Linked DNA regions of Homo sapiens: region 2 is linked to region 1. A link is a loop called in an ENCODE intact Hi-C map of the cell type or tissue named here. Cell type or tissue: heart right ventricle. All regions are shown on one strand. Links, peaks and the distances in the headings refer to the core of each region. The heading gives the core; the rest is flanking DNA.

Evidence for each region. Hi-C counts contacts between places; a loop is a spot of excess contacts. Peaks named below come from ENCODE experiments on the same cell type or tissue, not always from the same donor. Only the 100,000 strongest peaks of a DNase experiment are listed, where the experiment ranks them.
Region 2: a loop joins it to region 1, with 11 times the contacts of the local background. A loop is called at or near these places in 90 of 110 quality-filtered maps.

What each region holds. Positions count from the first base shown.
Region 1 is chr2:151,237,918-151,240,843 of GRCh38, reverse strand. No RefSeq gene overlaps it. Among named protein-coding and RNA genes, the nearest start is that of RBM43, 22 kb to the left of the region's middle. In heart right ventricle, for the core only: a CTCF peak has its summit at 1,779 (motif pointing right); a DNase peak (open chromatin) is centred at 1,868.
Region 2 is chr2:149,596,231-149,599,156 of GRCh38, reverse strand. The region is part of intron 1 of MMADHC-DT (MMADHC divergent transcript); the gene reads right to left. Among named protein-coding and RNA genes, the nearest start is that of MMADHC, 9.9 kb to the right of the region's middle. In heart right ventricle, for the core only: CTCF peaks have their summits at 1,234 and 1,434 (motif pointing left); no DNase peak of the experiment used is centred there; H3K4me3 peaks cover 790 bases.

The sequences.
Region 1 (2,926 bases), core at 334-2,833:
ACTCCTGTGGTCTTTTTTTTTTTTGGCCCAGATATGGAGGAAATTTCTCATTCCAGCCTCAGAATGATTTGTAGTGGGAATATTTACTGTCTTGCTCTCATCTCCCCAACATATAATTGCAAAAATAAAACAATCTGACACTGGTACATTTCCTGAGATCTGAGCTGTCCAGTTGTAGCCAAGGTCATCCTGATAGAGAATGATGTAAATACTATAAACAGTTATCTATGGGTCCTATTTATGTCATTCCTAGAAGAAAACCTCGGGATTCACTGGAGACTGAGGAGTAAATCAACACTATCCACAGTCAAATCAGGTTTGAGCTGGGCTGCATTGAATTCACAATCAATCAGAACTGTATTGGATTTTGTTGCTGAACCTTAGCTTTTGGTGAAGAATTCAAAGGTGGCAATGTTTTCCTAAATTTGGCATTCTTTTGACACAGCTGAAAAAATTTCTTACACGTGCAAGAGACCAGTGTTGAAGAGCTATGTTATTGCTATCCTGAGAATTCCTATATAAGGGACTTAGGGTGTGTTCATTAGATGAAACTAATTTACACCTGGCCCCACTCTTCAATTCAGCTTTATTTCTTCTTTCAGGAATGCACCTTTTAAAAATGGCTTGTGGCAGAGTAGCTATAGTTTTAAAACATAAATACACAAAAGTGTCTATAAAACTATGCATTTCTATATACTCAGAGATGAAGAGGTTATTCATGGTAAACAAGCCTTCCTAGATTGGGTGTATGTTTTCTTGCCCTTGCTTTCTTTTTTAAAATACCATTTATAATACTTTGTACAATCAATTATTATTTTAAAGTACATTAATTTAGCAGATGTCAATTATTTGTAACACTTTCTATGCTTCCCTTTTCTTGCTACCTGGTGCCAAGGCCTGGTCCTAAGGATTATTACAAACTGTGTGTATGTTTTTCTTTCATTTTGCCTCTCATCTTTTTTACTTTTTTTTTTTTTGAGACACGGTCTCACTCTGTCATCCAGGGTGGAGTGCAGTGGTGCAATCTCGGTTGCAGTGGTGCAATCTCGGTGCAGCCTCGCCCTCCCGGGCTCAAGCGATTCTCCTACCTCAGCCTCCCGAGTAGCTGGAACTAGAGGCTCATTTTTCTATTTTTTTGTAGAACAGGGTTTTGCCATGTTGGGCAGGCTGGTCTGGAACTCCTGGGCTCAAGTGATCCGCCCAGCTCGGCCTCCCAAAGCGCTGGGATTACAGGCGTGAGCCATCGTGCCTGTCCCTCTCTTCTGTTCTATTTTTATCCATTCGATGCCATATCAGAAACAACGGTAAGAATTTATTGCTTTTAGAGGAACCTCTGTCTACTCCCAATTCTAACCCAAATGCAGGGATGAGTAAAATGAAAAAGTGGCAGTTTGAAATAAAGGAGCTATTAAAACAGTAGGAGTACCTTGGAAACAGCAGCAAGACTTCTGGTAGAGATGATGATGTTACTTTGATGTTGTTGCTGTTGTTGTTTTAAAGAAGCCTTTGCACTCCTATATGATGATGTTACTTTGAATGGTGGACTGTGACATCTTCTTCCACAGACTGAGGAATAAACATGTAGCTTCTGACTCTGGACTTGATATTCAGTAATCGTTATCTTTCATTATCAAAGATAATGAAATAATTCCTTCCTTATTGTTGAGTGGTATGACATAAGAAATACGCAGCTAAAAGGGCATATATCATGGAACTATTTACAATGGGATTATTTTTCTATTTCTAAATTGGTTTGAGAATCAGAGGCTGTTATAATCTGAAAAAGCACTAGAGGGAGCCAGATCCCTGTCTGAGGAATTCTTTCCTCTGGTGGGGAAACACTGCTTGTAGCCCACATTTAAATCAGCTGTGCTGGCTTCAGTGGCGCAATGAGTTAGCGTGGTACTTATAAATCAGCTTGCAGACTTGTGAATTTTGTGCCCAGCCTTAGACATATAATTTCAGGCAAAAATTCCCATATGTATCTTTAATAGAAAAGGGATTTTAGCATTACCAAGATATCATTATGTATTTTTTACTTGTTATTTTTATTTTTTTGTGGAGCTCAGTTCACATTTTTTTTTAGCTCAGTTCACAGACATGATTCCACGTGCATTAGAGATTTAAGAATCACAGATCTTAGAGGGTAAAGTGTTACACAATAAAGGGACCTAAGAGACTTCCAAATACAATTGGTGGACCGTGTTTGGATTATGATTCAAGCAAAGAGTGATAAGAAGATGCTGGTGAGACAACTAGGGAAATTTGAACAGGAAGACAATCTTATATCATATTATGGGATTACTCTTAATCTTTTTCGGTGTCATAATGATATCTTGGGGCTGGGCATTGTGGCTCATGCCTGTAATCCCAGCACTTTGGGAGGCCACAGTGGGAGGACTGCCTGAGCCCAGGAGTCTGAGACCAGCCTGGGTAACATGGCAAGACTCCATCTCCACAAAAAAAAAAAAAATAAAAAATAAATAATGATATCTTCTAAAATCCCTTTTCTATTAAATATAAATATGGGAATTGAAAGTATGTGTGCGTGTGTGGAGAGAGGTGGGAAGATAATAGAAGAAACAAGATTGACAACATCTGGTAATTGTTGGAGCTGGAGTTCATTATGCTATTTATTCTCCCTTTGTGAATGTTTTAAATTTACCTTTAAAAGTGAAAATGAAAAAGTAGAGACACTATATTCTTACAATATATATTTATGATGTAGTTTACCACCATTTATGGCTAATGTGTATTTCTTAGGTTGCAAACTAAATTTGCAAGAAAATATCACCTTTCCCCATAATTGAATTTAATTTCTAGTTTGAAGTTTTATTTTACTAGATGTCAGAAACCAAATATCAATTAATTCAGAGTAACCTCACATTGCACTGAGTCAAAAAATTAATTCAAGATCATCTTGGTC
Region 2 (2,926 bases), core at 168-2,667, 1.6 Mb after region 1:
TCCGCAATCAAAGAGATAAACAAAAAATGGCTATCTATTGAAAATGTATATATGATACTCAGCATATTACTAGATGTCACTGGGGTACAGCCCCCACTTTTGAAAAGCTTGTAATCTAGTTGGTCATGTGTGTGTGTGTGTGCATGTGTGTGTATATGTACACGTGTGCAAACTAATTAAAAAGCAACTAAGACTAGGTTATAATCATGAGCTACACTGAGCAATGCTCTATGATTCAGGAAAGCAGATTTCTGTGAATTACCCAGATAGCTTCATGGAGGAGATGGCTTGGAGCTGATATTGAAAAAGCAGCCACATTTATATAAGTAAAGGAAGCAGGAAGAATTTACCAGCTGGTGATAACAAGATGAGAAGGACTTAGGTAGGGATAAGCATAGTTGGTGTGACTAAGAGTGAATAATATTAAAAGATAGCTGAAAATAAAGTCACACATGTAAAGGGGGCAAGAGGGACACAAATTGGACATTAAAATTAACTCAAATCCCAGATTGTTGTTGAGAATATAGGCTTGATAATTTTCATCCTCAAACGCTAACTAAATCTTTCTGTTTTACTTATGCAGGAGAAAGGGCAGAAATATAAGACAGAGTGCAGAGAATACTAAAAATAATAGAAAAAAATAAGGTTTCAAAGACCATCTGATATGTAAGTAATTTCCTTGGAATTCAGAAATATCAATAAAATTTAAAACAGAGAATGTTACCTGATCCAAGATTTTATTTTTAAGCCCAAATCTTCTGTAAGCAATTAACAAACAGGCATCACTGATCCCACTAAACATCATCAAACCATATAGAAAATGCGAACTTTATATCAAAGAGCAGCATGAATACTGACATCCCCATGGGCTGGTGACGTGCCTGCACTGCTCAAATGACAGGGCACTGGGCCTTCCATGCGTCCAGGGGATATTCCCACTGTAATGTGTCAGCAGATTTGCAAATGTTCTCGGTGACAGCAGCACACAGTCCAGGAATATATCCTTACCCCTGTGCTCAGCTCAGATCGCCTCAGTGCAACGTCGCTCTGCCCTGCGGGGTCCCTCTAATGGCCCCAACTGCCAATGAAACACCTTCATCATCTCTGTATCTAAAATTGGACGAAGGTATCAAGTTTGGCTGCCTGATGAGACTAATTAAGTACTTTGCAGAGATGTGAAGAAGTAATCAGTCCTAGCCAGTGAGAAAAGAAAAAGAAAATATGAAGGAAACCCCTAGAGGTGACTCTGACACAGTTCCTGTCTCTATTGATGATTCATAAGATCACAGCTGAAAGAACCTCTACCATAAATCGAGGACCTGTGTTAACAGCAGGAAACGAAACATCATCTCACAACTCTTCCCCCACTAATTCAGCACATCAACCCCGCATCCTAAAATCGTTACATTGCTGTATACTGACACCTAGTGTCCAGAGTTAGGTGAGCCCAAAGGCAACATTTTTTTCGGTCAAACTGTGGGACATGGCTCTCTCCCGCATCAGGTTTCCTGGTGTGATTCCTCCCTCTGCTTCAGGGCATCCACGTGAAAGTGTCATTAAGAATTTACTTTAGTACAGTTAAACTCCCATTTTGTGGCCTACCCTCCTCAAGTACTTTGAAACTGCAAAGTGTTCCCCAGGACGACCCTGCTTTCTGCTGAGCACACAGCGAACTCCCACCTTTCCTTCTTCTTCCTCTCCTTCAGTATCAGGATGTGGTCTTTCTTTATATAAAGTCTATATATTTTAATAGCATTATTTGCTATACCAAATATAATTGGAAAGAGAAAGCTGTACCAGAAATGCCTCAGAATTGTTCATAATAGCAACATGTAAGTGGCTTTCGAATTATTTCATTTTGGAGAGTCACCTCTTCCCTCCTTCTACTCCCACAACCACACAGTGAGACAGAGAAAGAGATGTTAATGAATAATCAAAAGTCAACAGAATAACAGCACAAAAAAAAATCAAAAATAATCCCAAGGAGTAAGTACTTAAGTGACTCTATTTTATTCTAAGCACTCTTTAGAGATAAGCCAGAGCCGTTTCTAGACAGGAAGTGTAAAAATTTTTGAAGACGTGAGCTTTCAGATAGCAATAATTTCTCTCAAGACCATTTTTAGATCTACATTACTGTCTTTGAGTCAGACTTTTTCCATACAGGCAAAATAGAAGATGTAAGCAATTAGATGAGATTGGTGAGTAGAAGATGCATGAATGTAGATAGCATTTGGTCTTGGAGTTAGATTTTCCAGTTTGCTGTGCAATACATGGGACATAGTCATACTAAAAAATTATTCATTGTCATCTCGGCCTTAGCACCATTTTCTTGAAAACCTCTGTGCCATAAGAGCCAAGTGGAGGAAGAAGCGAATGCACAGGTTGAAGCGCAAAAGAAGAAAGATGAGTCAGATGTCCAAGTAAACCACTAGCTTCTTGTACCATGGAGGCCACAGGAGCAGAAACATGGAATGCTAGACGCTGGAGATGCTGGTACAAGTTGTAGGACTGCATGCTACTGTCCAGAGCTTATCTCATGATCTAGAACTTCATCGCCCTCTGATCGCCAATCACCTCTAAGACCCATGTTGCTCATAACCAAAACTGCCCATTTTGGTCCTTTGCCCTAGACCTGTGACATTCTGGACTATTTATGTGTTTACTTGTGGCCGAGTGTAACAACCATACAATAAATCATCTCTTCCGCTGTCTTAGCTGAAGAATTAAAAAGAAATCATTGTTTACATGAAATCAAACTTTATATCAAACTTACCTGGCTGTCCAGTATTTTATCAGGCAACGCTATTTGGGGTGGGGAAAAAAAAAATACCTAACTAGGAAAAGTAACTAGGCTCCTAGTGAAACCTGAGTCATTTTTATGGAAATGGGTGCTATAGTGGGGTTCCAAAGATCAAATATAAAAGTG